Regions from separate parts of the Homo sapiens genome. Here region 1 is linked to region 2. Evidence: chromatin contacts called from ENCODE Hi-C data. All regions are on one chromosome and are shown on one strand. Each heading gives the region's core, a stretch centred on a gene start or an enhancer-like site at or near the end of the contact. The rest is flanking DNA. Distances are from core to core; before and after follow the strand shown. Region 1 overlaps SLCO3A1 (solute carrier organic anion transporter family member 3A1). Region 2 has its middle 73 kb from the start of CRAT37.

The links. A loop is a pair of places that touch in the nucleus more often than their neighbours do. Pooled maps may share reads with other maps.
Region 1: a map of Calu3 shows a loop between it and region 2 (5-fold over the local background). The contact joins two enhancer-like sites. A Hi-C loop is called at or near these places in 13 of 168 maps with a recorded cell type or tissue (CD4-positive, alpha-beta memory T cell, Calu3, IMR-90 and 9 more) and 21 of 50 pooled maps.

Annotation. Positions count from the first base shown.
Region 1 is chr15:92,081,009-92,084,686 of GRCh38, reverse strand. All of the region lies in intron 2 of SLCO3A1 (solute carrier organic anion transporter family member 3A1), which reads right to left. Among named protein-coding and RNA genes, the nearest start is that of SLCO3A1, 230 kb to the right of the region's middle. RefSeq lists an enhancer at 2,291-2,340. Within about 2 kb of position 2,271, at least 3 of the 41 ENCODE cell types and tissues checked have a DNase peak (open chromatin) inside an H3K27ac peak, as active enhancers do; they include dorsolateral prefrontal cortex, where a contact is called at or near this core.
Region 2 is chr15:91,534,750-91,538,506 of GRCh38, reverse strand. No RefSeq gene overlaps it. Among named protein-coding and RNA genes, the nearest start is that of CRAT37, 73 kb to the right of the region's middle. Within about 2 kb of position 1,631, at least 7 of the 41 ENCODE cell types and tissues checked have a DNase peak (open chromatin) inside an H3K27ac peak, as active enhancers do; they include dorsolateral prefrontal cortex, where a contact is called at or near this core.

The DNA of each region.
Region 1 (3,678 bases), core at 1,022-3,521, 550 kb before region 2:
CTGCTGGCATAAACTCTTTATGCCCCTGAGAGCAAAGCCAAACAGGCCATCCAGAAACCCAGGGACTGCTATCAGCTCCCCTACTCACTTTGCAATTAGATGCACCCATTCGTGTTTCTGACCCTCAAGGTCTCCTGGGGTGGAAAAGGACAGAGAGGTACTACTGACCTTGAGGGAGGATCGGTGTCAAGGCTCTGCTGTACTGGTGTGTCTGTGAGCATGGTACAAATGCTCCCTCGGCCTCAGTTTCCTCCTCTGTAAAATGGGATGACAACAATCCCTACCTCCTAAGGGGTTATTGAGGGTCAAATACGTAGTGCACAGAATGCTTCTGATCAATTCCTGGAACACAGACATTCTCAAAAACCATCAGCTGTTATTTGTTCTTCTTACTGGTGCCTCTAACAGCAGGATTTTCTTTTTTTATGACGTTTTAAATCACTTAGGTAAACTCTGCTTTTTTTAGAGAATGTGGAAAATACAGGATCATGTAAAGGATTAGCATCGTTCTCATATTTCCCTTTAGGCATTATTATATTTGTACTGTCTTTCTTCATATGCGTTTATCATTCCTGGAACCATGTAAGTTAATTTACAAACAAAACCCCTTTTCTTCATTTTAAAAGCAGCACATGCTCATTAAGGATGACTGAGGATAAACCAAGCGTAGAGAGGCAGAATAACACAGTGGCCAAGAACACAGACCCTAGAGCTGCATGGCCAGGGTCTGCAGTCACTGGCTGTGTGACCTTGACAAAGGTACTTACCTACTCTGGCCCTCCATACTCTCACCTGTGAGTGAGGTTAACAGTACCCACCTCGCAGGATTGTTTTGAGGTTTGGGTGATTAGTGCCTCACAAGGGCTTTCCACAGCGCCTGGCATACAGTAAGTGCTCAATAAATTTTAGCAATCATTATTACAAAGATGACAGCACAAATCACCATCTCTCACCACCCAGAAACACTGACATGCATTTAGATCTTCCCTTCTCGTCTGTTTCTATGCACAAGGCTTATTTCTTATGAGTAATTTTTAATAAATCCCAACACAGTTCTCCTAATGACAGAAAGCTTAGAGACAAATACGATTCTCTGAAGAACATACTTCTGAAGAATACAATTATCTATTGCAATAGAATTTCAGGTGCTGATAGAACGGAACTGCAAGGACCAGGCACTTCTCAGCTGTCCTTGGGAGAGTGGTGAAGGGAGAACCTACTGTACCCAGGAGTCACGCTGCCCTGCACTCAAACCTCTGCTCAGATCCCTTCCTGAACGTGGGAAGGGAGGGCACCTGAGGACAGTGAGATCTCACATGACAGTCAGTCCTGACTTCTTAGCAGTGACAGAGACAGCACCAAGCTAGCTGGGCAGCAGAAGGGCAGAGCTGAGGGTTCTGTACTTGACAAAATGAGAGATCCCTTTGGGGGAAGCCTGAGGTTTTCTTTAGAGGAATCTTGAGATTTGCTTGACTCAACTTCGAGGAAACAAGAAAACGGTCTCTCCTATAATATCTCGCAGGGCTGGTACACACGGGTGACGGCTTCTACCTCTTTACAAGGAAAGTGATCATTTCGTCTGATTATAAAAGTAATGCATTCAGCAGGGGGAAAACACAGTTTTCCTACCATCCAGAGGCAGTCATTTTCTTCAGCTCTTTCTCTGCCCCTTCTGATTTATTCAAGGTCAATCATTCTCACTATGCCTTGATAAGGTGAGTTTATGAGACTCTTTTTGTAGATGAGAATACAGAAGCGCAGAGAGATCAGTCAGCTGCACCAAGGTCACACAGCTTGTACATGGTGGAAGTGGATTTTAACTCAGGACTCCGGGACCTAGTTCCTAGAGAAAGAGCAGGTATCACGGCACAGTGGTGAAGGCGTGAGAATCAGCCAAGGCTGATTCCTACCAGGCTGGAATCCTGGTTACATTTCTCAATTTCTGGAAGATTCACTTCCCAACTCTGAGTCTGGGAAGAAGGGTTATCAGTCTTGTAGAACAGTGAGAATTATATGTAATGCATGCAAATCTTCTGATATCTGGCATGAATAGAAGCTTTCTAGAATTATCTTTGTGTTTCAGGAACAATGAGTCCAAGAATGGGGGCGTGCATGGCTGGTCTCCCTAGGCTGTTTCTTTGGCTGGACTTGGAGTAATTTTAACCCTAGATGGTTCTCGCAAGTGGGAGGAGTGAGGAGGAAACGCGGGTTGGCTGTGACTCTGCCCCACTAGAGGGCAGTGCTGACCTAGGAAAAAGAGCAATTCCAGGCTGCTTGAACATCCTTGGCCTCCACTTCCTAAATGCCTGTGAAACCCTCCGTCAGGGCTTTGCGTTTCTCATCACCCACTTGCCTTCGTCTCCTCAATTTATATAAATGTATTGCCACATCTTAAATCTGCAGGCTCAAAGTTCTCCCCTCAGAGGGAGCATTCTGCATCATATGTGCATGAATAAAACATGATCCATAAACAGCAGGAAACCTGCAATACACATTTATCTGGTGCCTGCTGCCAACAGCCTGCCAGCATTACATAACTGACCTTGCTTATGTCTGAGGAGGAGGTGAACAGGGAAGGAGACGGTGAGGAGGTGACCATTTATTGAGCACAAATTAGGTGTTAGACACTGTGTAATAGAATTATCTCCATCACAAAGTTTACAAACAAAACCAAACACTAATGTTACCAAATCCACACAGTACATGACAGAGCCAGAGCATATGTGCCCCTCCCCACATTACTGCACCTGTTGACCTCTTAGATCAGATACATCAATGGGGCTCAAACTGGGCTGCACATTGGATTCACCTCAGAAACTTGTAAAAAGAAAACACCAATCCCTAGGTCTCACTCCTGGAGATTGTGATGAAGCTGGTCTGGAAGACACACTAGGCAATGGGCTTTTCCCAAAGTCCCCAGGTGATTCTACCTGCAGACAGGTTGAGAATCCTGGACTAGAACCAGCCTCTGCCCTTGCTGCCCTTGACCAGACTTTCTCATTAAAAAGCACCATCAGTGGGCTGGGTGCAGTGGCTCACACCTGTAATCCCAGGACTTTGGGAGGCCGAGGTGGGCAGATCGCCTGAGGTCAGGAGTTCGGGACCAGCCTGGCCAACATGGTGAAAACCTTATCTCTACTAAAAATATAAAAGCCAGGCATGGTGGTGGGCACCTGTAATCCCAGCTACTAGGCAGGCTGAAGCAGGGAGAATTGCCTGAATCTGTGAGGTGGAGGTTGCAGTGAGCCAAGATCGCACCAGTGAGCCGAGATCACAACACTGCGCTCCAGCCTGGGCAATAGAGCGAGACTCTGTCTCAAAAAAAGGAGAAAAAGAAAAAAAAAAGCACCACTAGTGGTACCAGCACTGACCAAAGAAATAGCTGGTACCCAAAATGCATTTGGGAGGTAAAGAGTAGAATGATGGTTACCAGAGGCTGGGAAGGGGGCAGGGGAGGTGGGGATGGTTAATGGGTGCAAAAATATAGACAGGATGAATAAACTCTAGTATCTGATATTGCAACAGGGTGACTACAGTCAACAGTAATTTATTTTACATTTAAAAATAACTGAAAGAGTATCACTGGAATGTCGGTAACACAAAGAAATGATAAATGCTTGAGGTGATGATGGATACCCCATTTACCTTGATGTGATTATTGCACATTGTAGGCCTGTG
Region 2 (3,757 bases), core at 382-2,881:
CAAAGTTGAAAGGAATCAGGGAAATGGAGCCTTCAGACTTACTGTGTGATTAACCTTTGGCACACAGAAAGAAAGAGCATAATAAATATGTAGCATTTGCTACACTCTTTTGATCATGAAATTTAAAAAAAGTAAGAGTCTGTAAACATTAGGAGATTGTTCAGGAGACTCTGCTGAATTGGATTAATGTCTCAACAAATCATCCTCTGATGAATTCCATAATGAGAGCATTTATTGACCTGCACGTTGGAGAAAACAACTTACAAGAAGAATTTGCTGTAAAATATGTGTTTAACGGGAAGAACAAAGCTAATGTTTGGAAAGCATTTTTGTTTGCCAGGGGTGTAAACAAAGTGTTTTATTTCCCCTTTCTCTCTGTGGAGCTCTGCTTGAAACATCATGCTATAATAGAGGCAATTACATATAAAGGGACAGATTGTTATGTTCGTTTCCAGTGAAAATGGCTAGACATATGAGCTCTGGCATTGTATGATTCAGGTAAGCGCCGCAGTCTTGGAAGGCTGACACCTAATTCCTCCCAGCCTTTTCAGTGTGCAAGGGGCTACTGTGCATTAAATCTCTAAGGCCGATGTACTAACTCAAAGTTGACTCAAATGCACAAAAGAGTGTGCATTTCTCTTTTGTGATGTTTAGTGCGAGCTGGATTGAATATTTCACAAATTGCTCCTTTCTCCACGGATTTTTGTCTTTCCATTTCTCTCACCAAAACTGCATATGAAATTTTCAAATTTATTTTTGAAAATAAGATGGAGGAGTGGATCCAATCATCTTGATAAAGAAGTTAGTGTGGAGAAACATCATGGCAAGGTATTAGAAGGGTGCCTTTGGTGAATTCTGACTACGAATGACCCGCGAAGGGACATGGTGTTAGTTACCATGCTACTCAACTCCTCAGAGTCTCTGTTTCCTCATTTATAGTATGGGAGAATAATAGCTACGCTTCAGGCAGAGGAAATTAAATGATAATGAATATAACACACATAGCCTAATAGCAGGCACAAAACATATGATCAACAAATAGCATCTGTTATTACATTTATTTATTTATTTATTTATTTATTTATTTATTTATTTACCCAAATCAGTAAGCTATGCTATTTTGGATACAGTGAGTTAGCTGAGGAAGTAGAACTGCTAAGAAGAATTTCGACAAAGAGTGGAGCTATTCAATAAATATTGCTTGATTTGATTTGGCACAGCCATCATTCTTATGCTCTGCTGGTTCCGAATTAGGCCATAGATATTTTCTCAGCTATTTTAATTAGAATCAGATGGAGGAAGAAACAGAGGCAATGAATATAAGAATCTGTTTTATATCACTCCCCCGAGGATGGACAGAGGAAATAATAGGTCTTTTCAATGTTTAATTTCAGTGACTCAAACAGGAGGAAATTTGCCAGGACAAACGGGGCTGTTTTGCCTCCCTGGGTGAAGGATAATTTGATACAAAGCTCCCTTTTCCAACAACAGAAGTTAGGACCATGACTCAGCAGACCAGACAGGCAAGAGACTAAAAAAAAGTCTCTGTGTGCCCTTCTGGACTTTGGATTGAAAGCTGCCTGTTTTATCTGGTCTGCTTATCATATTACTCCACAGTTGCAATAGGTGTCTTATTACAGTCTCGGCTCACCCCCATCAAAGCTATGTGCTCATAATGATATTGATGTCAAGACTGTGGCAGGTGAATAGAGCACTTTGTTGAGTGTGTCTCTAATTTCATGTGCCTAATGGTATGTGCGGTGTGCACCTGCGAAGTATAACCACATATGTACAGGTTGCAGGGAGGTGGTCTTTTTCTGCCTCTGCAGTGCTCAGGCAGAGAAATTCAACTTCACTGTTCATCTTCTATGAGCAGGCTGAGGAGGTTAATTATATCTTACATATCCTATTAAATCTAGCATTTGTCCTCCTTGGAGTTAGATTTATAGAATGAAGCAAAGCAATAAAGAAATTGTAAGCCACCCAAGTTACTGTAAGACCACCTGTGACCAAAGGATGGCTCAGTTTCCAAAAAGAACTCTGGGAAAATGTGCCATGTGACCCACATCCTTGCACATACAGCTGTTCTCCTTTATTTAGGCTGATGACACACATTCCCTAAGGCAGAGACCAGCAGGGTGCTGCACCCTGAGAACACATACGAAGCTTCATGTCTTTCTTTGACCCAACAGCCAACTCTGAGTTCAAAGAAAATAGCAAGTGGCTTAGTCCATTTGGGCTGCTATGACAAAATACCATACACTGGGTGGCTTATAAACAAAAACTATTATTTCTCACAGTTCTGGTAGCTGGGAAGTCCAAGAGCAAGATGCCAGCACATTCAGCATCTGGTGAAGATCTGTTTCCTGGTTAACAGATGACACCTTCGTGCTGTGACCTACCATGGTAGAAGGAGCAAGGCAGCTCTCTGCGGCTTCTGTGGCCCAGAGACACAATATGGACACTAATCCCATTCATGAGGCTCCACCCTCATAACCTAATTACCTCTCAAAAGCCCAACCTTCTAATACCATCACACTGGGAGTTAGGATTTCAACATATGAATTTCTGGAGGACACAAACATTTAGACCGTAGCAGCAAGAATGGGGGAGAGCCAGTTCAGATCATCTACAGGTTTTCTGGAAGCTAATTTAGTTTAGTTTCATTTAAGTTTAGTTTAGTTTCATTTTGCTCTTTCTTAATTCATTGCTGGATTTATTATTTTCTTGGTCATGAGCTAATTTATGCTATAGTAGAAAGGGGTAAATACAAAACACAATACCCAAAGCATGGAAAGCCTGAAAAGTGAGTAATATGCTTGTAAGCTGGCTTTTGGGGCAGTAGGGAGGGAGCCTGGGTTATATAGCCTTTGCCAGTTTCCACGGTGTAAATACTTCAGTTGTGTTCAATTTGAAGCTACCAACAGCTTAACAACTAGCTCTCAACATTTCTAAATATTTAACAATAGTCTCTTGCTAGCCAGTTCCAGAGAAACCACTGGGTAAGCCCAGTGCCAAGAGGCAACTCTTGTTAAGAAAATGGCTTACTTATCTCCAGTCGTTTGGCTGCACTTTTCACACAAGTATAGGTCTATATTATAAGTAAAATATTATATGCTGGTTTTCCTAGTGCTTGCTTTTTGGATTTACCCCATGACCACATTGTATGGATTTTTCATAAAGTGTTTAGTTAGCCAGCCTTTTTTTTTTTTTTTTTTTTTTTTTTACATGGAAGAAATTGCACAGGACTTGGAGGAAAACAGAACTAGGTTCTAATAGTGGAGTGACTGCTTGCTAGTGGTAAAGATATGGGAACATTACTCAACCTTGTGCAACCTCATGTCCTTACCTTCAAGGCGGAGATAACAAATACCTAATTCACAGGGTAAAAATAGTGGGCATTTATTAAGCAGACATAAAATTTTAGTTCCTTTCTTCTCACTTCCAACCCCGATTTAGTGGTTGGTTTTTTCTTCCTGCACACATCAGTCTTACCAATTGGGAATATCCTTCTTGGGCCCCTCCTCATGAGAAACGAAGAGCAGAATAGTATCATTGCATAAAGTGGCCTATATCCTCAGATGGCTGCGGTTTCTTAGAGAATCAGGCCCACCTTCTTAAGTTGCTGTGATTTTTTTTCAAGTTGACTTGCTAAGCAGAGTGGCCAAGTTCACAGATTGCTAGTCAGGAGGAAAAAGGGCTGTTGACGCATTTTATAGCTACTTGGATTCAGAGAATATCAATGCTAAAAAGGACC